Linked DNA regions of Mus musculus: region 1 is linked to region 2. The links are chromatin contacts, found by Hi-C in ENCODE. All regions are on one chromosome and are shown on one strand. The core of a region is the stretch at or near the end of the contact, and the rest is flanking DNA. Distances in the headings are between cores, read along the strand shown. Region 1 overlaps Ell (elongation factor RNA polymerase II). Region 2 overlaps Crtc1 (CREB regulated transcription coactivator 1).

Region 1 (6,240 bases), core at 3,733-6,232, 180 kb after region 2:
CTCTGGCAGCTCTGGGTAGGACGTGAGCAGTTAGAACATGGCTAGACCTTATCACAGGCACTTCTGTGGCACTGGTGTTGGGGCCTGGTGACAGAAGCCTTCTCCTCAAGGCCAAATGGGGTATCCACACATATGAGTGAATCTGTGGTTAGCAACCTCATTTTGTCAACCTTGTTGGGTACCTCTAAGACTCTTGAATATAATTAATAGGCACATCTGTTGTCTCAGCACCCAAGGGGCTGAGGCAGGAGGATGGTAAATCAAGATATCCTGGGCTATATAAAGAGACCTATCTCAAACCACCTTCCTAGCCTTGGATGTACTCACCCCGACTCAGAGTGTCTCATTGGCCCCAGCTCACCCTATGACCTGAAGCCAGGCACATCATTCTGACCCAGGTGTGAAGGGAAGTGTTAATACTGGAGGGAATCCTCCTGGCCCAAGGCCTCCAGGCTCCCAGCTTGCTCTGTCCTGAACAGCTGTACAAAATGGCCTCCTGATAACTACAGCTGCCACAAAGCACTGGGTGAGACTGTGGCTCTCTACTGGGTCTCTACTGCAGCCACTAGGGCAGCCCAGACACTGTGACTCATGCTACCTCTAAAGTTGCATAGCCAGGGTTGTGGAGTACTGCCTGAGGGCACCTGTTTCAAGTGAAGGTTCTGATTTTACATGCAGGGGTCCACATATCCTGTGCTGGTTGGTGTTCCATATTGCCCAGGCTCTGCCTGGGACTGTGTCAACCTCCAGTGCCTTCTGCCTGTGGGCTGTGGCAAGATGCCCTCATTCACACAGTTTCTTAGTCTCTCCCACCTCTCTCCTGTTGCCTAGTGCTTACTTTGCTATACTGTGGACCACTGATGCTGGGTTTTTTTTTGTTGTTGTTTTTTTGTTTTCTGTTTTTGAGACAGGGTTTCTCTGTGTAGCTGGCTGTCCTGGAACTCACTGTGTAGACCAGGCTGGCCTCGAACTCAGAAATCCACCTGCCTCTCCCTCCCAAGTGCTGGGATTAAAGGCCTGCGCCACCACGCCCGGCTGATGCTGTTCTTATGGCATGGTATGTGGTTGCTTCCTGTGCCATGAACCAGGCTCTCATTTCAGGGAAAAAGGTTCAGTTTCGGAAGCCAGCGCCAGGGGCAGCTGATGCAGTACCCTCCCGGAAGCGTGCTACCCCCATTAACCTGGCAAGTGCCATCAGAAAGAGCAGTGGGAGTGGAGCCAGCAGTGTGGTACAGAGGCCCTTCCGAGATCGGGTGCTACACCTCCTGGCCCTGAGGCCCTACAGGAAGGCTGAGCTGCTGCTGCGGTTGCAGAAGGATGGGTTGACACAGGCAGACAAGGACACCCTGGACAGCCTGCTGCAGCAGGTGGGTACAGACCAGCCTGACCTCGTGCTGTGCAATCAGGCTCTCTAGCTTCATGGCAGTCTCAGGCCTGTCCCCATAAGGTCTTCACACACACACACCAACAGGATCCATGACAATGATACCTGCAGACCTATATGTGCACAAACTCTGCCGGTGGCCATTACCTGGAGACTCACTAAGAGCTCATGTCTGGCTGACTGTTAGCCCTGCACTGTTCATGGGGTCAGCCTGGCACATCTGGGTCATGTCTTCCTGATCTTTCCACACTGGAAACATCTTGGGACTCTGAAAAGTGAACTCTCATGCTGACTTCATGCCCTGGCTAAGGTGTGGTGAGCTTGCTCAGTGCAAAAGGAACTTACTGTCTGGTGACCTGAGTTCAGTCACAGCATTCCCCACCGTAATAATTGACAAATTCAAGGGCTGGAGAGGTGGCTCAGTGGTTAGGAGCACTGGCTGCTCTTACAGGTAGACATGCATGGTGATGGTGGTGGTCCATACCTTTAATCTCAGCCCTTGGAAGGCAGAGGCAGCTGGATCTCTTGAGTTCAAGGCCAGCCTGTCTACCTAGTGAGTTTCAGAACAGCTAGAGCTACTCAGGGAAAGCCTGTCTCAAAAATAAATAAAATGTCAGCGCCAGCCAGGCTTTGGGGACAGTATAAAGGTGGATTGGGGTGGCCTGGCCCCTGTGCTCTGGTGACAACATAATATCAAGTCTCAGAGAAAGCTCTGGAATCAGGAAAGACCATGGTCAGCCTCTGCCTCAGCCAATGGAGTGCATGCATGCAGTATGCAATGGCTCCAGAGGCATCTGAGGCTCTATGCAGCTCCCATGGCCTCTGATCAGCCATGCCAGGTCTGACCTTGGCAACCTGGTACTCTTGAGTGTGTGATGCATCTTGTGAGGGGCAGCAGTACCCCACAGATTTTGAAAATGGGCCTATCTTGGGCAGGGGTCACAACCTGGTCAGGTCTTTTGCAGTCTCCACAGGTCATCAGAGTCCCTGAGCATCTGTAGGGAGGAGCCATAGCCTTTCAAGACTATGCCTTTAGTGTAGGCAGGGTAGCCCAGGGTATTGGATGTATCAGGGGAGCTGAAAGCCTGTCCTAGGATGGGATACCTTAGGTAGTGCTGGTCAGTGGGACCACATACCATCGTGGAGGATCCTGCGTATGGGAATGAGTGCTCCTGCTTGGAGTAGCTGTGAGTGAAAGGCATGGCAGCACACCATTTAAATCTTAGTGCTCAATCAGGAAGAGACTCTGCTGCCAGCTTGGCATGCTGGCATACCTGTGGTCTCAGCATCCTCAGACAAGAAATTCTGAGCCCAAGGTCAGCCTGAGCTATAAGGCAAGACCATGTCTTCAAAGCCCATTAAATATATAACTCATTCCTCTCAGATCTTTTGTTTTGTTTGTTTTTCGAGACAGGGTTTCTCTGTATAGCCCCGGCTGTCCTGGAACTCACTGTGTAGACCAGGCTGGCCTCGAACTCAGAAATCCACCTATCTCTGCCTCCCAAGTGCTGGGATTAAAGGTGTGCGCCACCACTGCCCGGCTCCTCTCAGTCCTTACTGAGGTTGTGGACTCGGCATGGTTGAGTGGCTGATACAGGTTGTGGACTCGGCATGGTTGAGTGGCTGATACAGGTTGTGGACTCGGCATGGTTGAGTGGCTGATATGTGCATATATTGCACTTGGCACCTAGCAAGGCCAGCACAGACACAGCCTTGGTCCCTTCAAGGCCTCTCATCAGATTCTTTGAGCCTGAGAGAAAGCCTGAGATGAAGTAGTTGTGGCAGGGAGAGAGGATTGGCTAGTGGCCACCATCTGAAGGGTGGGGCTTGTGGGGGCTGTGGGCATATTGATGACATACTGTGCCTCATCAAGATTGTCTGGGCCTGCAGCAGCTCATGCGCAGGGGACCCGAGGTGGTGTGACATGGCTCCAGAGCTGCCACCACCCTGTGCTCCCCAAGCACTCACACCCCCACTCCCACCCCTGCTGCCTTGGCAAGCAGTGACAGTCATTGAGAACTGGATGTGTTGCAGGTGGCCAGTGTGAACCCCAAGGATGGCACGTGCACGCTGCAGGACTGCATGTACAAAAGCCTGCAGAAGGACTGGCCCGGCTACTCTGAGGGGGACCGGCAGCTGCTGAAGCGCATGCTCATGCGGTAAGGCACGCACTGGCCTCAGCCTGCCAGACGGCTCACAGTTATGGCTGTCCCCAGCCAACTGTGCATCTCCTCTGTGCCAGGGTGTCCTGTCCATGTCCCCATGGCTTCCCACGAGCCTCTGGTGTCCACAGAGTGTGAGGTAGACTCCAAGGGAGCAGCACAGTAATTGCCCACTCCCCCTGGGTGCTGGTGCTGTGAGCAGAGCTGCTCGCCGAGATTGCTAGTGATTCCTCAAGTTCAGTTGGCACCACCGAGTTCTGGGCTCATCTCCAACCTGTGCCTAGGCCAGAGCCTGGGGGTTCCACGTGCTTGGAGGTGGAGAGGGCACATGATGGCAAGAGCCTAGGCGCTCGCTGCCTGGCACAGGCTCCTGGGCACTACAGCCAGCTTACTTGCTTTTCTCTTTCTTTTTCCCTGACAGTCCCTGATAGGGTTTCTCTGTGTAGCCCTGGCTGTCCTAGAACTCATTTTGTTAACCAGGCTAGCCTCTAACTCAGAGATCAGCCTGCCTCTGCCTCCTGAGTACTAGGATTAAAGGTGTGTGTCACCATGCCTGGCTTCTTTTTTTTTTTTTGGGTCAGTGTCTTGTCTTACAGAGACAGTACAGGCCTTAACTCCTGCCCATCTTCTGTCTCCACCTTCCAGTAGTGCTGGGCTGACAAGTGTGTGCCCATTGTCAGGGTCACCTATACCCAAGTGCTGGAGGTGTCCACATAAGGCCTGTCACTGCTCCACAAGCACGGGTGTACAGGGCCAGCATGCCTGGGCTAGTTACCACCACTGATGCCGTGACCCGTTATGAGTGATGAGCCATTGGGTACTCGGGGCCAGATCAGGGTGGGAGGAAGGGACCACACACAAGGTCACCACTGACACACAGAATGGCCTTGTGCTGGTGGAGTCCTGATGTGCTGTAGGCAAGGTATGTGTTCATATTTGACCTGCAATTCTCCCTCTCATTGGCAAGCCCAGGCACTAGCTGCCTGCGCCTCAGCATGGCAGAGTGGGAGTCCTCTCTGAGCACCACATGGGCTCTGCTTAGCAGCTGCCCTGTGTACAACACAGCTTGGGTTCTGAGAACCTGGCCCTCTCTGTGCAGACATAGTCCCGGGGCACAGTGGCAGTGCCACCATAGTGCCTCTACCACTCCTCTGCAGGAAGCTGTGTCAGCCACAGAATGCCACTACAGACTCCAGCCCGCCCCGAGAGCATGGACGCTCTGCCTCACCCTCTCAGGTACTTGCCTGGGGGGGTGGTTGAGTGTGGGGTCCTCACTGGTACACCACAGCCCTTTGTAACCAGTGTCCACTGCCTGAGCCACGCTCTTTGGGGGGACTTGCTGTCTTTGGGGCTGGGAGTGTCTTTCTGAGGCGTGTGCCTCAGGCACCTTCACTGCCCAGTCAGGGCCTTCTTTTCTTCTCTGTCTGGGTGCTGCTTCTCTTGTATGTGTGGCCAGCTGTGTGCCGGCGCCCCTGTGTGGCCACAGCAGGCCCTGCAGGTGGCTACTAGTTCCCACATACTTCTCTGCTCAGCCTAGTCCCCATGGCTTTTCAGAAACGGCCTACAGACTTCATTGACCCCCTGGCCAGCAAGAAGCCCCGGATCTCACATTTCACACAGCGAGCACAACCCACCCTCAATGGCAAACTGGGTGCCCCCAATGGCCATGAGACACTGCTGCCTGCTCCAGGACCCACCCCATCAGACACCCTCAGCTCTAGCCATCTGCCCCCACGGCTGGAGCCCCCAAGGACCCACGACCCCCTAGCTGATGTCAGTAATGACCTAGGTCACAGTACCCAGGACTACAAGCACCAGGAAGCCACCCCAGCTCCAGCACCCCATCTTGGTCTTCCCCTGCTGACGGACTTTCCTCAGGCTGAGCAACCTACTAGCTCCTCACACACCCACAGCCGACCCAAGAAGAAGTCCAAGAAGCACAAAGACAAGGAGCGGCCCCCTGAAGAAAGGCCCCCCGCCCCACAGCCTGATGCACCTACTGCCCCTGCACTACCGCCAGATGCCCCAGGTGAGTGCCACTTGGTTGTTTCCTCTAATATGTGGGATGTGAGACCACTACTGGGGTCAGGACTTGGGGCCACCATGGCAGGCCACCAGCCTACTACTCAGTGCTTGGGGCTAGGAGCTGAAACACTCAGATAGGTAACATGGAATGCAGCGCTTTCAGGGAGTACTGAGATGCCCTGAGCCAGAGAGGCAGAGGGAGAGTAAAGAGAACAGCTGTATGCAGGGATATATCCAGGCCAAGGCACAGGTAGGTACACTGAGCCCAGGGAGCAAAGGTTTCTGGGACCGGAGGACACTGAGAAATGAGACATCTATCTCTGTGGCTCCTCACACAGCAGGACGCGTGAGGTACCCTGTGATCAGAAGGCCTTGAGAACAATCCTCTGTCCATAGTATAGTGAGAGCATGGATCTGGTGTCGCAACCCTGTGCTTGCTATGCCCTTTAGTCCTAATCTCTTGACACCTATCTTAGTTAGGATGTTACTGCTGTGAACAGATGCCATGACCAAGGCAACTCTTAAAAAGGACAGTATTTAATTGAGGCTGGCTTACAGGTTCAGAGGTTCAGTCTATTATATTCAATGCAGGAACATGGCAGCATCTAGGCAGGCATAGTGCAGAAGAAACTGAGAGTTCTACATCTTCATCTGAAGGCTGCTAGCAGA
Region 2 (6,200 bases), core at 798-3,297:
GGGATCCAGCACTTGGGAATGTACATGCTTGGGGGCTTGGCTCATGCAGCTTGGGGCACATTCTTAGATTCTGCTGTAACATACACCAGGATATATGCACATGACATCTGTCCAGGAAGGACCTCAAGGGTCCTGAATGAACTTTGAATGGCACCTATACATACTTCCCAAGATGGAGACATTGAGGCAGGTTCACCTCAGGTAGGTAGATGGAAGAGCTCATCCCAGAGAGCCACAGGGACAATTGTAGGCCACCCAGTGCTGACATATGGCTCAATGTCTTCCAGGCTGGTTCCCAGTGAGAACAACCTGAGTCTGGGGCTGTTTCCAGAAACATTGAGCTGCAGCCAGAGCTACCCCTAAAACTCACTGCACTAAACATGCAAAAACCCAACACTCTGAACCATTAGGTGCCCATTTGCACTTTGGGCAAACAGGCTCAGTAGGGTCCCTGTGCCCTAGGACTGAGGAGTTCACCGGGATACCCACACAGGGTTAAATGAGGGGGTGCTGGGGTGCTCAGGTACTGGAGGTCCTCTGCCACAGAGTGCCAGTGACTTCAGTATGCCACTGAGGCCTGGAACTCACTCCACAGGGTGAAGTCCGAAGAACTAGCAGCCCCAAGCACACCCAGGCCCGGGCTGCCTAACCCAGCAGTTCACATCATCATGCAGCCAGGGAAAGGCCGAGGATGACTCGGGAGCCCGTTAGCTCTCTGGGAAAGGGTTGTTCTCAGACCCTTGGTAGCGCGGTATATGATGGCCGAGGGCCCTGTCGGCACACCTCCCTCCTCCCGCTTCTCCTGAAGACTGGGGTCTAGGGAGAAGACACCAGCCCTTATTATTTTGACAGCAGCTTGTGGCCTGAGGGAGCCATGCAGGGTGTGCGGCTCTGCCAAGAACTGTCTGCAGACAAGTGGGGTCAGGCGGCAGGGGCTTCCTTCTGAGAACTGCTGGGCTTGCAGATCAGTGAGGCGGCTGGAGCCAAGCCCCCAAGGCCCCGAGCTCTTCTCAGGGCCTCCCAGCCTGCTGGCAGGTGCAGCAGCTGCTGAGTGCTGGGAGTGGCTGGGGTGTGGGGGTGCTGACTCCAGGAGGCTGGAGCTCAGGGAAGCTGGCTGGGCTGCTCCCCTCTCCTGGGCCCCAGGAGACCTAGAGGAGTGTTTAGGGGTGGGAAGCTGGCCTCTGTGAATTGCAGGGGACAATGGCAGATGCTTAATTTGGGGGGGGGGCATGGCCCATCTCCTGTGGGCCAACCAGCTGTCTCTGGAGTCTGTAGCTGGAGTGGGTTCCAGAATGGATGGGACACACTTGAGACGGGAAAACCTGGAATATCCCCTAGAAGGGGAACGAGCTGGGGCGGGGCTCACCTGGAAGGCCAGGTCCACGCTGCTGCTTCCAATCTGGTTCACGTTGGGCAGGGACCCACCGTAGTACTGGCCACGGCTGGGGCCCAGCTGCAGGTACTGGGACTTCTGCAGCTGAAGCTGGAAAAGCAAAGCCACCAGCTGTCACCATGCTGAAGGGGACACACTCTCAGTACACCCCATGGAGCGCCCAGAGGGTTTAGCTGGTAGGATCCAGGGACTACTATGTCCCTTTGCTCGAGACTCTGCAAAAGGCGAAACCCAGTGCCCTGGACGCCTCCCTAAGCGAGACAGCGCACCCTGGGAGCTCCTCACCAAGAAGCTGCGGAGCCGGCCTTTCAACTGGGAAACTGGTTATGGACTCAAAATGTGCACCGACTGCCTGCCTGATGCCCTGGCCTCAGTCTAAGCACTTGGGGATCCTGCCTCAGCCTAAGCTGGCCCCCGAGCTCCCTGGGACTCTGAAGCTGACATCTGTGAATTGTAGGGGACAATGGCAGATGTTTAATTTGGGGGAATAGCCCATTTCTCTCACTGAACAGGGTCCTCAGTGCCCACTTCAGTGTGGTCAGTCACACAGGAAAGCGTTGTCTGCTCTGGCTGGGCCTGGTGGTTGCTAGGGTCTGGTACTGTGTACACAACAGGGGCTGGTTCTCAGTTCTCACAAACGACTCCTGGCAGCCCAGCCTTCCCACCTCTATTCCACGCCAGCCCTGCTTCCTGGGGAGGCCTTGGACACCAAAGGGGGAAGCAGAGCTCCAACTGGCTGCACGCCCGGCCAAGCACCTCGCCCAGGTAAACAGCTGTTTCCTGCGAGCTACAGTGGAGGCCAGAGGAAGATGAACGGGCCTGGTGCTTAGGGTACCTCTGCTGCGTCTGTACTGGGAGGTCCCTGTGTTCTCAGTGGATGCCAGCTGGTCCCACCCACAAGTTCCCCACTGAGTCTCTCCCAGCAGCTATGAAATACAGAAAGTGGCTGGCAAAGAGGCTCAGCAAGAAAAGGCGCTTAAACCAAGCATGACAACCTGAGTTCAATCCTTGAGTCCCAGAAAGAACTGATTCCTGCAACTTGTCCTCAGACCTCAACATACACTTTGTGTGGGATTTCACCCAACAAGTAACTGTAATTAAAAAAAATAAATCAAAGCCGGGCAGTGGTGGTGGACGCCTTTAATCCCAGCACTCGGGAGGCAGAAGCAGGCGGATTTCTGAGTTTGAGGCCAGCCTGGTCTACAGAGTGAGTTCCAGGACAGCCAGGGCTACACAGAGAAACCCTGTCTCGAAAAAACCAAACCAAACCAAACCAAACCAAACCAAGAACAAAACAAAAAACCACAACAAACAAACAAAACCAAGCCAGAGTACGGATGCTTCTTGTGTGAGGTCCACACAGTGCCTTTTGACCTCTGTGTCCAGGGCTATGCGAGTCGCACAGGTGGGTCTGCGATCTACCAGTGCTGTGCTGACAGAAATGACAGTGCCCAGAATTTGTGTCCACAGATGGTTCTCCATGGGTGGACAGAGCCACAGGTTCTTGGAGACTGGGGATCAGGGCAGTGCACACCAGGGCCATTGGGCTCACTGCCATGTGTGGGAACAAAGGAAGGCTGGTGTTAGGGGGTGAACCTCAGAACTAGATCTGACTGTAGAATACTCCGGGCTCCCAGGCTGCACAAAGCTCACTGTCCTGCATCCAGGCTGTCACCACCTTGCTCAGCACCCTAGGCCTTGCAGCTGCCCTGCATCCAGGCTGGTGTGGTGGGGACTACATAGGCCCCGGAGCAGCCAAGCTCATCTTGGGTGACACACAGAGCTGCACAGGAAACAGAGGTCCAGCCTGTACCCCTTGTCCCCAGGTGACTTGGAGGCCTTCAGCATGTCCACCCTGACAGAGTACAACTGTGGCAGGTCACAATTCATACATGTCATTCTAGCACTCAGGATGGGGGCTGAAGCAGGAAGGGCAGGAGGTCAAGGCCAGGGTCTTAGGGTTTCTGTTACTGTGATGAAACACTATGACCAAAATCAAACTGGGGAGGAAAAGGTTTATTCGGTTTACATGTCCACATTGTAGTACATCACTGAAGGAAATCAGGACAGGACTCCCACAGGGCAGGAACCTGGAGGCAGGAGCTGATGCAGAGGCCAGGGAGGGGTGGGTGCTGCTTACTGGCTTGCTCTCCATGGCTTGCTCAGCCTGCTTTCTTACAGAACCCAGGACCATCAGCCCAGGGATGGCACCACCCACAGTGGGCTGGGCCCTCCCCCATTGATCAGGAAATGCCCTATAGGTGTGCTTACAGCTCAGTCGTATGGAGGCATTTTTCTCAACTGAGGCTTCCTGCTCTCTAATGACGGCAGCTTGTGTTAAGTTGACATAAAACCAGCCAGGACAACCAGTCTTGGCTACATGAGACCCTAACAGCTGTATGAAGCAGGAAAATTTAAGGCAAGTTACTAGAGGAGTGGAGGATTTCTGTTAGTTTAACCTCCATGGGGACACCTGGTAGTCTGCATGTGAAGTGAACAGCAGGCCAAGGCCAGGCCCTCTCCACAGTGATGGGAAGCACCATAGCTCCCCCTTTAGAGCAACAGCAACGATACCAGGGGAAAAACTCGCCAACCCAACCCCAATGTGCTAAGCCACCTAAGAGCCTCAAAGATTGAGCACAGGTGGGCCAGCCAGCTATGAAACAAAAACTCAAAACCCAGGTGCACAAGGGCTAGCAGGCGGGGTGGTGCCCTGCCCTATCAGGGCTGACTTTCCAGAGCTGTTCCTCTAATTTCAGGAGCACCCAACGCTTGTTATCAAGACTTGGTCTCTGCAACAAGGATGAAAGATGGGCTGTGCAAGCTGGTGGATCCATAGCTGACCAGGCAGGCTCTGAACCCCAGAACACACAGCATGTTTTCACACACGATGGGGGTGTGTGTGGATAGATGGATGGATAAACATTTTTGAGGAGTGTCACTATGTACTTGGAGCATCAAGGCAACCTGGTATCAGCCTGACCTCTGAGGAAGCTAGACACTGGACACTGAAGTCAACCATGACAGTGGCTACTCAGTCTGAAAGATTGAGCCCCACAAGAACCCAGATGCCCTGGCAATATAGCTGTGCTGGCATACTCTGGTGCCAGCAGGCTGACCACACTCATTTGATGCCACGGGTTTGGGACAATTGAAAGGTCTGTCTCATGTCTTCTAGGCCACTCACTCCTTACCTGTCTGGTTTAAGTTCTGTCCTTGCCCTGGAATAAGCTGTAACTGTGAGTCAAAAGCTCTCAGAGTTCTGAGGCTTCCCAGCACACTGTCAGGGCAGACAGTGAATCTAGGGTGATGAGATCTCAGCCTGTATCCTGTAAGTACCACCCCCACCCCCACCCCTGCCTACTGCCAAACCACACGCCCTGTTCCCACTATGCTGTGCTCCTGAGACATACCGGCGAGCCTTGATCACATGGGTGAGGGAGCATGTGAATAAATGAATGAGTTCATGAGTGAATGAATAATGGCCACGAGCAAATGAGCACATAGATAAATAAATGTGAGGAAATAGGGGTGAATGGCGTGCTCACTTGGAGCTGCCCACCTTGGATAGTCCACACTGCATCTGAAGCAGTGGCTCTTAACCTGTGGGTTGAGATCCCTTTGGGGTCCAACAACCCTTTCACAGGGGTTGCGAATCAGATCTCCTGCATATCAGATATTTACATTATAATTCGTAACAGCAGCAAAAATACAGCTATCAAGTACTAACAAAATCTTTTTATGGTTGGAGGTCACCAAAACATGAGGAACTTGTTCTATTAAAGGGTTGCAGCGTTAGGAAGAGTGAGGACCACTTATCCTCAGGCCACACTGGCCACCTTGGACTGCCATATGGACACTGGCCCTTTGAGGGACCTTCAGGAGCTACAGCAACTCCTGGCTGCCCTGGGCAGAGTTCAGGGCCCACACTGGTCATGCACCTCCTCTCTCCCACCCTCACAGCTGCTAACATCACAGCCTTCTAGCTCAAATACTGCAGGTCAAGCCCAGGGTCCAAAGTCAGGACCTCCAGTTCTCCAAACAGCCTTCTCCATGATTCAGAGAGCCCACCTAAATGGATGGTAGGCAGGCAGGCACTCACATGTTCACTTTCCCCATTGTTGGTAATCCTCCTGCCTCAGCCTGAGTGCTGAGATTACAGGTGGGTGCCACTAGAGAAAACAGATGACACAGCTAGAGGGCTCCAAGCACCACTCTTCTGCATCGCTGGGTGCCATCCGGACTGCAGAAAGGACTTCATCACTAGCTTGGCCATAGGCTCTGCTTTCCACCCCATGGCCCTCAACAACTCTTGGCCACGAGCTGACCTACACTCTTGGATCATGAGCCTGCAGTATGGAGTCCCTGAGACTGTGCTCGCTTGTATTCAGAACCAGGGCAGGTGAGTGGAACCTGCAAGCCTAGCCTCATTTCCTGCCTGCTGGTTGCAGCCTTGGATCCTTCTAGAAAGTCAGCCTCTATCCAGCTGACCTTCAAAGCAGTGCCTGGCCATTGGAGTCAGGGTGGGAGTGTCCCTACTGTACCTTACATTGCTGTCCTGTGGTAAGAACTTCTCCTGACAATCTTCCCGGTCCCTCCTGCTGACTCGAGCCGAGGCTGAGGCCTGGCTGTTTTATTAGGTGGTGCCACTGCTGCTGCTGCCCCAGTATTTCCATGAGACGTTTACAAGTGGATTGAGCTGCCGCCGCTAACCTGTGAACTGAACTGCCAATTTCCAGACAACACTGACAAAGTTGCTCCCAAAAAACTTTTCTAAACAGTTCCACTTCCCCTATATCCTTTCTTT

What was found. A loop is a pair of places that touch in the nucleus more often than their neighbours do.
Region 1: a loop to region 2 is called in a map of v-Abl transformed pro-B cells, with 2.3 times the contacts of the local background. The contact joins two enhancer-like sites. A Hi-C loop is called at or near these places in 3 of 37 maps with a recorded cell type or tissue (T-helper 1 cell, adrenal gland and v-Abl transformed pro-B cells).

The regions. Positions count from the first base shown.
Region 1 is chr8:70,580,454-70,586,693 of GRCm38, forward strand. Ell (elongation factor RNA polymerase II) reads left to right here. Exons shown (of 12, transcript NM_007924.2): 5 at 1,102-1,367; 6 at 3,419-3,543; 7 at 4,704-4,782; 8 at 5,101-5,575. Among named protein-coding and RNA genes, the nearest start is that of Isyna1, 11 kb to the right of the region's middle. Within about 2 kb of position 4,983, at least 1 of the 3 ENCODE cell types and tissues checked has a DNase peak (open chromatin) inside an H3K27ac peak, as active enhancers do.
Region 2 is chr8:70,407,529-70,413,728 of GRCm38, forward strand. It overlaps Crtc1 (CREB regulated transcription coactivator 1), which reads right to left. Exons shown (of 14, transcript NM_001004062.2): 2 at 1,367-1,483. Among named protein-coding and RNA genes, the nearest start is that of Crtc1, 29 kb to the right of the region's middle. Within about 2 kb of position 2,048, at least 1 of the 3 ENCODE cell types and tissues checked has a DNase peak (open chromatin) inside an H3K27ac peak, as active enhancers do.